2 separate regions of the Homo sapiens genome follow, and region 1 is linked to region 2. Evidence: chromatin contacts called from ENCODE Hi-C or POLR2A ChIA-PET data. All regions are on one chromosome and are shown on one strand. The core of a region is the stretch at or near the end of the contact, and the rest is flanking DNA. Distances in the headings are between cores, read along the strand shown. Region 1 overlaps LHPP (phospholysine phosphohistidine inorganic pyrophosphate phosphatase). Region 2 overlaps LHPP (phospholysine phosphohistidine inorganic pyrophosphate phosphatase).

Region 1 (4,450 bases), core at 1,870-4,369, 56 kb after region 2:
TGGTTTCTTAACCACTGTGTTCACTGAACACCCCGGGCTTGATCAGCTGCTGAGGGTGACTTCACATGAGATTATAATTGTACTGCCTAATAGAGTGCTCACACATGTTAAAACTACCTGGCAGGCAGGAGTGAGAATACAGCTTTCCCAGAAACGTGTTCAAAGAAAAACCCATTACCAACCCGGCAGAACATAAAGTACTAGTGTGGGGTATGAGGCAGCATGTGGGGGCGCTGGGGTGGCAGCAGGGCCAGACCCCACTTCAGGGGTTGCCCCCAGGACCCCCCTTGCGGTACCCGTATATCCCACCCCCAGACTCCTTTCCATGAGCTGCTCCCAGACCCCCTCATATCCATCCTGCCTCCAGAACCCCTATATCTTGCTCCCACTCCCTACCATATGCTGTTCCCAGACCCCCCTCCATGGCCTGCCCCCAGATCCCCCTTTGCTGCCACCCCTATATCTTACCCCAGACTCCCCCATATCTCGCCCCCAGACCCTCCTCCATGGTCTGCCCCCAGGCCTGCTGGTAATATGGGATACAGAGGTCTCCTCACTGCACACACAAAACTCCTTCCCTGAGCGAGGGATAGGCAGAGCTGAGGGCGGGGGTACTGGGGGGCTGAGGGGGGTTCTTTAGGGCAGGAGTTACCTGCCCTGTAGACGGGGAGACCACATTAGTGTTTGTGCAAAGCCCTGCCCTCGTGCACCTGTCCTTCCGTAGCCCACGATACCTCATCCAGCCCGGGCCCGTGGGTGGGCTGCTGAGCACCCGACCACAGCCAGGCCTCCATGTGCCACTGTCAAGGGGACTTGGCCCGCCATGATCCTGAGTGCACAGGTACATTGCTCCGCCCTCTCAACAGCCACGACCCAGAAATAAAGTAGGCACTGTAATTTGCATTTTGAGGATAAGGAAACCGAATAATAGAGTCTACTGAGCGCATACTCAGTCTTTCCAGACCCTAGAAAGTAGGTACCATTGTCATCCTCATTTCAGAGCTAGGAGAGCAGAGGCCAGACAGGTTCCATAGCCTGCTCAGGTGGGTCCGTGCTGGACCAGGAGAAGGGCCAGGTAGGCTGATGGGTCCTGAGCTTGTGCTCCCGACCGCCAGGCTGTGTGTCTGATGGCCGAGGCCAGGGTGGCTCAGCCAAGCCCAGCCAACCCAAGACTAGACCATCCCCAGCGTCCACCCCAGCCTCCTGGGCACAGGGGTCACCTCCCACCCCTGGCCCACCCATACAGCCTTTTCCCATCTAACCTTTTCTTTAAAGGAAGGCATCCCTTGGAATGAGTCCACCCTGAGATTTTATGGATCCAAAGAAAAAACTTAATTAGCTGCATAAACTGTCAGTTGAGACTCTCCAGAGGACACACCTCCGGCTTTCAGGTTCCCCAGGGAATCTGAGGCTCTGAGGCAGGTGGACAGCCAGGTCCCTCTTTACCCAGCACCAGGTAACCTTAGAGGCCTGGCCCTGCCTTCCTCATTTTGAAATGTCACCCTGTGGTCATCTCTCCTTCCCTGATGTGAAGCAGTGACCAGTTCTGCCCCATCCTACACATGTGTGCACACATACATGCACACATGTGTAAATACACATGCATGCACATGCATATGTGTGCACACATATGCACATACCTTCACCTTCCTATCCCTCCCCAGGGGAAGGCCTTCCTTGGGGCTGCCCCTCCTCCACTCTGGCAGCATTGGGACTTGAATCTTGTGGCCCCGTCACAACTGTACTCAGCTACTCCAGCTCCTTGTGTGACCTCTCAGCCCCCAGGCTCTGAGCTACCTGAGGTGAGGTGGGGCCACACTGGTCCCCACCTCGGTGCAGCACACACAGCCCCATCCTGGGAGTGCCACCCAGGTTTCCTCTAACTGTGCTTTCCAAGGGCTGGAAGGACCTCTTCCTCTATGCCAGGTGTGCTAGAGTGGCCCCAGCCGAGAACCTGACTGGGACCAAGCCCCAGGACAGTGGTCAGGCACACACCTGAGTCGCTCTTCCTCCCATAGACACATTTGGAGTTCCCACTGCCTTCCTAGGCCCCACCACATGCTGTCACCTCCAGGAAGCCTTCACAGGTTGCTCCCTGCTGATAGCCTTGACCTGCTTCCCAGGGCATTTGCAAGGGAGTAGAACGAAGACCAAGTCCGTGCAGGGGCTGCTGGCTCTGTGCTCAGCACACGCCCCGTGACCACCTCAGGGGCGGCTCTGCGAGTCCCCACTTGACAGGTGAGCCACAGGGCCACAGGCATGGCTTGGGGTCCTCTGCGGAGCCCGATGTGTCACTGGCCCTCACGTGTCCTTCTCCGATCTGCTCACTCATTCATCCATTCATTTATTCAGCAGGGGTTCTTGAGTGTCTCTGAGGTGGAGCGTCTGCTGTGAAGGACTGGCGGGACGCAAACGGTTACCACTGGTGTGACGGGCTCTGATCAGGAGGCACAGGGTGTTGGGGAGCTCAGAGGGTGACATCTCACCCTGCCTTGGCCAGTGTGGGAGGGAGAGGGTTCAGGGAGGATGTAACTGTGTGTGTGGCAGGTGCTGTGGTGGCACAGAGCTGAGGGGACATAGGCACAGTTGCTGGATGCAGGGCTTACACCGCGCCACGCGTCAGAAGCTAGCAGGGGCTGAGCAGCATCTCTGCCCTCCCCGCTTGCACCCCCACCATCCAGTGCAGCCCAGCACCTAGGGGGCATGGGGCCAGTGCCTGGCACATTTTGTCCTGACTGTGGAAAAAAGCTCTTCACAGCCCTGAGTGCTGCTTTAGCTTTGGCTCCACCCATCTTAGGCTGCTCAGAGGCCTCAGGCCTCCCTGGAGGGCCAGAAGGGATTCCCAGGGGCAGGATAGCACGGACGGGGGGGTCCGCTGTGTAAGCCTGGGAAATTCTGGCTGCTTGAAGCTGGCACACTCCCCTGAGGCTGTTCCAGGCACAGTCACTGGGTCTCCCCGTCGAAGTGGCTCTAAGGCAGGTCTTCCCGGTTACCAGCAAGCAGATACATGTTGTAACGGGCTGAGAGTGGGTGTGTATCTCATATTCCCCAGAGGAGCTTACGGACAGCCCCTCTTTAAGGAACATCTCCCGGGCCGAGCGTTCTGAGCGCCCTCTGAGCAGGCAGCCCACCACCGGGGCGCTGGCCAGTCTGAGTCAGTCCTGCCTGGGAGGCAGTCAACTCTGGGGAAGGCAGAAGAATCACAGCACTGAGTGCCGTCCAGTTTCCCCTCAACTATATTCGCGGACACGGCGCCAACAGGGGAAAACTTACATAGCACCTATTCATTCTGAGGCCTGGCCGGCCTCTGGAAATCAGCATTTCAGTGTTGGCCAGGAAGGAGGCCAGAACTGTGCTGTAGCATTTCAATGTATGGCTGTCCCACAATTTATATTCCAGTCCCCTGATGATGGACATGTAGGCGGTTTCCAGTTTTTTTCATGATCACAGATCACACTTCTGTGAACAGCTCTGGATGTGTCTCCTTGTGCAAATATGGTGCTAGGTGTTCTTCAGAGCATTTTTCTCCAAACTTGCCGGGTAATATGGTCACCTTGGGGAGTTTGTTAAATATACATATTTCCAGGTCTGCTCTGGTGGGTCTGATATTTGGAGCCAGGAATCTTTTCTTTCTTTTAACAGATACTTAAGTGATTCCTGTGGTCCAGGAAGTTTTGCAAGCTCTGATGCAGAAGAGCTCGCTGGAGCAAACATGTATGTTCTGTTTTACTAATTAGATATACGCTGTTGATGACTCCAAAGTGGACGTGCCATTTCTGTCCCCTCCAGCAGTAGGAAAGAATCCCATTATCCCACATCCTGGCCAGTTCTTGGTATTGTGAGATTTTTTTAAACTTCTTCTCTTAAGACTATGATGGTATTTTGTTGTAATATAATCCACATTTTCTATATTATTACTGTGCTTGAGCACTTCTTCAAATGTTTGATGACCTTGACCATTGAAACTTCCTTTTTGTGAATTACCTATTCATATCCTTTGTAGCTTCACTGTGGAATGCTTGTTACTGATTTGTAGCCATTCTTTATACATTTCACTCCCACTCGTTTGTCAGTTATATGTGGTGCACACATCTGCTCCCAGTCTGTGGTTTGTCTTTCCACTTTGTTTATGGCCTCTTATTGGGACACAGTTTTAAATTAAAATATAATCAGATGTATTAATCATGATGTTGTAGTTTGTGCATTTTCTATCTTGTCTAAGAAATTCATCCCTCTCCTTGTTATACTTAGAAAGAAGGATATTCTACATTCTCCTTCAGGAGTTCTAAAGATTTGCTTTGCACATTCAGGTTCCAAATCTACTTGAATTTGACTTGTGTATATGGTGTGAGGTAGGGATTTGATTTTATTTTCTATGTGGATAACAGTTGTTCCATTATCACTTTTGAGTAGTCCACCTTTTCTCTCACTGACTTATAATGCCACCTCT
Region 2 (4,640 bases), core at 21-2,520:
AGTCCTGCAGCCCCAGAGGGTGCTGCTGCCCTGCCGTGAGAGGCTTTTTCAGATGGGACAGCTAGGACCTTGGCCAAGGCCACCTGGCAAGGTTTTACAGAAGCTGGACTGGAACCTGGCCGCCCCCAGTCCCCTGGGCGGGTGCTTTTCCTGCACTTTTCCCTGGTAGAATGTCCTGCCCTTGGGGCCACATTTTGCAGCAGTCACAGGGCCTGGCCTCACTCCAGGGCTCCATGTTTGGATGCGAGGCCCAGTGGGTAAGTGCACTGCTGCCCACGCCCCCCCCCAAGCACTGTCTGCTCCTCCCTGCTTGCCTGCCTGTCAAGGCAGCCCTCATCTTCCTTGGAGGATGGGGCTGGGCTGGGAGCCTGCGCCCTCCCATTCTGACAAATGAGTAGAGGGAAGGGACGTTTTGCCCAGTTCCAAGGTGCCCTCTCTGTCCTCAGTGGAGAAGGAAGAGCCGCTGGCACATCTGAGCCACAGACCCTTCCTGCCTCTTATATCCCCACCAACCTGTGTTCCTGTGGACATGCCAGAAACCAGGCCGTGTGGCCTCTCACCACCCCATCACTCTGTTCGCTGTTCCACGCCACACCCTGCAGCCACCACCCAGTCAAAGGCGCCACTGCCTGGGAAGCCCCTGCGCTAGTCCTGGTGCTGCTGTGTAAATAAAGCCGCGATGCGGAGCTCGCCTCTGGTCTTCTCTTATTGTTTACCCAAGGCTGGCAGATGTTTTATAAGCCCCGAACGTTCTTGACAAACAGTTTGCCCTTCGGAGAGGGAAAGTTTCCTGGACCGTGATTCCCGACATCCTGCAAGGTCCCTTCTAGCTGTGGCCTGGGTGCTGAAGGGGTTTCCCCCCAGTGGGGTGGCCAGCCGATCTAGGATTCCAGCCGCCTTGCACAAAGCTGGAAGACGAGGGGCTGCAGGGTGCATGGCTGTGGAGCTGGCTGCGTCGGGAGGGAGAGTGCCCCCACGCCTGGCCTTTGACCTTGGAAGCGGCTGCCGTCAAAGCAGCAGCTTGTCCTGGGTCTTCCCAGACTTCGCAGTGACGGATTTCAGAGTGTTTCCTGTTACGAGAAGGCTGTGGATTCGCTTTGGAACATGACAGATTTTTCTTCTGTGCTACGTGGAGTGTGAGGGAAGGAAGTGAAACTGGTGTTAATTTTTCAGCAGTCACATGTCAAAGTGAGTGGCTAGCAAGCAGGGGGGTCCAGGCTGTGGTGGCCCTGGTCAGCCTTCCAGGAGTCAGGACCCTCCTGCTGCCCTCCTGTGTAAACAGACCAGCCAGGGCAATCCGAGCCAGCCCCGGTGGAGAGAAAGGGCCAGTGCTGGGCTTGGGAGCTCACCCCAAGTTCCTCGGGTACTCATCCTGGCAGTGCAGGGAAGGGCACCGGGAACAGGCCTGTGGAAAAATCCACTGTGCAATGAGTCCGTGAATCCCAGACATCCTCTCAGCAGCCCTCTGGTCCTGCCCGGGATAGAGGCTGTGGCTTCTGGTGTAGGTGGGCACTTCTGGGCTCAGAGGGGTCATTTAGCTCACCTGAGGTCACACGGAGTGGGACCCACCCCAATTTAAGCCTGTACACTTTTTTCTTTTGTCTCTTTTGGTAACAGCTTTATTGAGAAATCACTCCCACGCTGTATAACTCAGTGGTTTTCATACATTCACAGAGCTGTGCAGTCGTCACCACAATTTTATAACATTTCATCACCCCAAAAAGAAGCCTCAAATCGTTTAGCTATTATTAGCAAAGACCCCCCACATTCCACCCAGCCCCAGACAATCACTAATCTACTTTATGTCATACTTTCTTTCTTTTGTTTTCATTTTTTTTTTTTTTTTTTTGAGACAGAGTCTCACTCTGACAGCCAGGCTGGAGTGCAGTAGCATGATCTTGGCTCACTACAACCTCCGCCTCCCAGGTTCAAGCGATTCTCCTGCCTCAGCCTCCCAAGTAGCTGGGATTATAGCCACGCACCACCATGCCCAACTAATTTATGTATTTTTAGTAGAGATGGGGTTTCACCACGTTGGCCAAACTGGTCTCAAACTCCTGACCTCAAATGATCCCCCCGCCTTGACCTCCCAAAGTGCTGGGATTACAGGCATGAGCCACCGTGTCTGGCCTTATGTCATACTTTCATTTGAAAAATTTAGAAAAATTAAATTGGCCCAGGAGTTTGAGACCAGCCTGGGCAACATAGCGAGACCTCATTTCTATTAAAAATCAAAATTAGCCAGGTGTGGTGACACCCACCTGTGGTCCCAGCTACTCGGGAGGCTGAGGCAGGAGGATCTCTTAAACCCAGGAGGTCCACGAGGCTGCAGTGAGCTGTGATCATACCACTGCACTTCAGCCTGGGTGACAGAGCAAGACCTTGTCTCAAAAAGAAATTTTTTTAAATTGTGGTAAAATATATATAACATAAAATATGCCATTAAACAATTGTGATGTGAAGTGAATAAAATTTGAATACACAGCATAATGAATAACAAAGCAAACACTCTAAGGTCAAGAATTAGGAGGCTATCAGCTCCCCAGAAGACCTAGTCCCTGATTGACATGCCCAGTCCTGCAGAGGCGGCCCCGCCTTGCCGTGGGCACAGTGGCCGCGGTGACTGGGCCTGCTTTCTTCTCCCACATGGCTGGCTTCCCTCCAACATGGCGCTGGCTCTTCCTTCTCTGACCTTTATCCAAGTGGAATCGCACACTGTACCGTTGAGCTGTGGCTTGTTCATCGTGTCCTCTGTGGCTCCAACACCCCTCTCTGCCCGTCCCTCAGAGGGAACATCTGGGTGGGTCCCAGTTTGGCCCTTCTGCACTGGCTGCCAGGAATGTTCTGGTTTTTGTCTCCTGGACACATGGGCGTGAGTCCTTCTGGGGCGGATCTGCTGATAGATGGCAGTGCTGGGTCATGGAGGAGCATATGTTCAACTTGACCAGATGAGGCCAGACGGGTTTATGCCCCCACCACGGGGGGACCCTGTTGCTCCCCGCCCCGACCATCACGAGCTGTTCTGGGAGGGAGGCCCATGTTCTTCCCAGTTTACGGTCCTGGGAGGTTTCTGGACATTGTCAGCATGTGGCAGTCCCGGACGCTGGGCCTCCTGAGAGAGTGGGGAGGAGACCCGAGGCGGAGGCGAGTGTGTGAAAGGAGGCTGGTGGGGTCCACATGGCTCAGCAGGTGAACATGGGGTTTCCAGGGGCAGACACCCCATCGTGGCCCCCATGGCTTTGGTTGGGGCAGCATCAGCTTCCTCCTCTGCTGGGTTTCCTGCCTTCTGTTGGCTGCTGGGGCAGGGGAGACAGGATTGGGAACAGTCACCCTCTCTGGTACTGACCCTCATTAGCATTCTTGGTTCCTGAGCAAGGCTGCTTCATGTCCAGGGCAAGAGGGGAAAGATGTTAAAACCTGAACCCCCCTGCTGGGCTTGGTGCCGCCTGTGGGAAAACCGGTGGGCTGAGGGCTGGGGGGCTCTGAGCTGAGGAAGGGGGTCCCAGGTGGAGGCCGGGAGGTGGCTGCAGAGTGAGGCCACAAGGCCTGGGGGTTGGCCCAGAAGGTAGGACCCCTGTAGGCAGCCTCCCAACCCCAGGAATTTGCCTCTTGGGAACGTGCAGGTCCCTCGAGGGTCCTGGAAGGCGCTGGAGTGGTGGGACAGGGATTGAGGGAGCGTCAGCAGGGCCCTCTCTTCTCCCTAGAGCCGCTCAACACGTGTTGCAAGGCACGTGCTCTGGACCTGGTGCTCACACGTGCTCTTCTCCCAAGACACTCCCTGAAGCGCGTTCCCCAGGAGCTGGAAGGGGGATAACGCAGGTATGCCTCATGGCGGGGCCAGTGCTCATGCTTACACACACTCAGCCTCAGCTCGTCTACACCCTGCAACAGCCCAGAGAAGCCACCCGCCTTCTTACCCCTACCATTTAGATTTGCAAATGGAAGCTCAGAGAGGTGAAGTAACTTGCCCAAGGCCACACAGCCTACCAGTGTCAGAATCGGGATTCGAACCCACCTCTGCCTGACTCCAAGGCCTGTGCCCCTGAACATTCTCAAGCCACCCCCCAATTAGCCAAGTGTTGCTGGAGCTCTGAGCAGGGGCCGGGCCTCACAAAACAATAGTAGCCAGTGTGGGGGCTCACAGGACTGGTCAGCTCCCGCCCTCCCCCGCTTTGGCCCCCTCCACACACACACGACCTGCTGCTGAGCTGGACATAAGCAGGACCTGGCTCTGGGGGCTTCTGACCTAGGGCAGGCCCTGAAGTTGGTCATTAGACCCCACCCACCCACCTGAGAGCCTGGCGGAGATGTGACAGGTGACAGCCCCAGAAGTCCCATCGTTGCTGCCTTTGTGGTTAAAGTCCGCTGAACCCAAGCGCTCTCTTCCCCTCCAGTGTGTGGTGGGGAGGTGGGGAGGGGACCCAGGCAGATCTGGGAAGCCGTGGCCAGGCCGCAGCAAGCAGGGGAAGAAGGGGCCCGCAGTGAACTTGCAGCAGGAGCTGTGGCCACCGTCCTAGCCAGGCCGGCCACCTGCCCAAAATGTTCTCTAACCTTAACATGAACCTGGGCCACTTGGGCTCTGCTGGATGCCCCCAGGGCTGCCAGAGCCTGCCCGCCACAGAGCCCCTCTGAGACCTGGA

What was found. A loop is a pair of places that touch in the nucleus more often than their neighbours do. ChIA-PET counts read pairs that join two places held with the same protein, here RNA polymerase II (POLR2A).
Region 1: a map of endothelial cell of hepatic sinusoid shows a loop between it and region 2 (5-fold over the local background). The contact joins two enhancer-like sites. A Hi-C loop is called at or near these places in 2 of 168 maps with a recorded cell type or tissue (OCI-LY7 and endothelial cell of hepatic sinusoid). POLR2A ChIA-PET finds 5 or more read pairs at or near these places in 3 of 52 experiments (B cell, WTC11 and activated B cell).

Annotation. Positions count from the first base shown.
Region 1 is chr10:124,576,100-124,580,549 of GRCh38, forward strand. All of the region lies in intron 6 of LHPP (phospholysine phosphohistidine inorganic pyrophosphate phosphatase), which reads left to right. Among named protein-coding and RNA genes, the nearest start is that of LHPP, 120 kb to the left of the region's middle. Within about 2 kb of position 3,120, at least 3 of the 41 ENCODE cell types and tissues checked have a DNase peak (open chromatin) inside an H3K27ac peak, as active enhancers do.
Region 2 is chr10:124,522,446-124,527,085 of GRCh38, forward strand. The region is part of intron 6 of LHPP (phospholysine phosphohistidine inorganic pyrophosphate phosphatase); the gene reads left to right. Among named protein-coding and RNA genes, the nearest start is that of LHPP, 63 kb to the left of the region's middle. RefSeq lists enhancers at 1-210, 1,091-1,260. Within about 2 kb of position 1,271, at least 14 of the 41 ENCODE cell types and tissues checked have a DNase peak (open chromatin) inside an H3K27ac peak, as active enhancers do.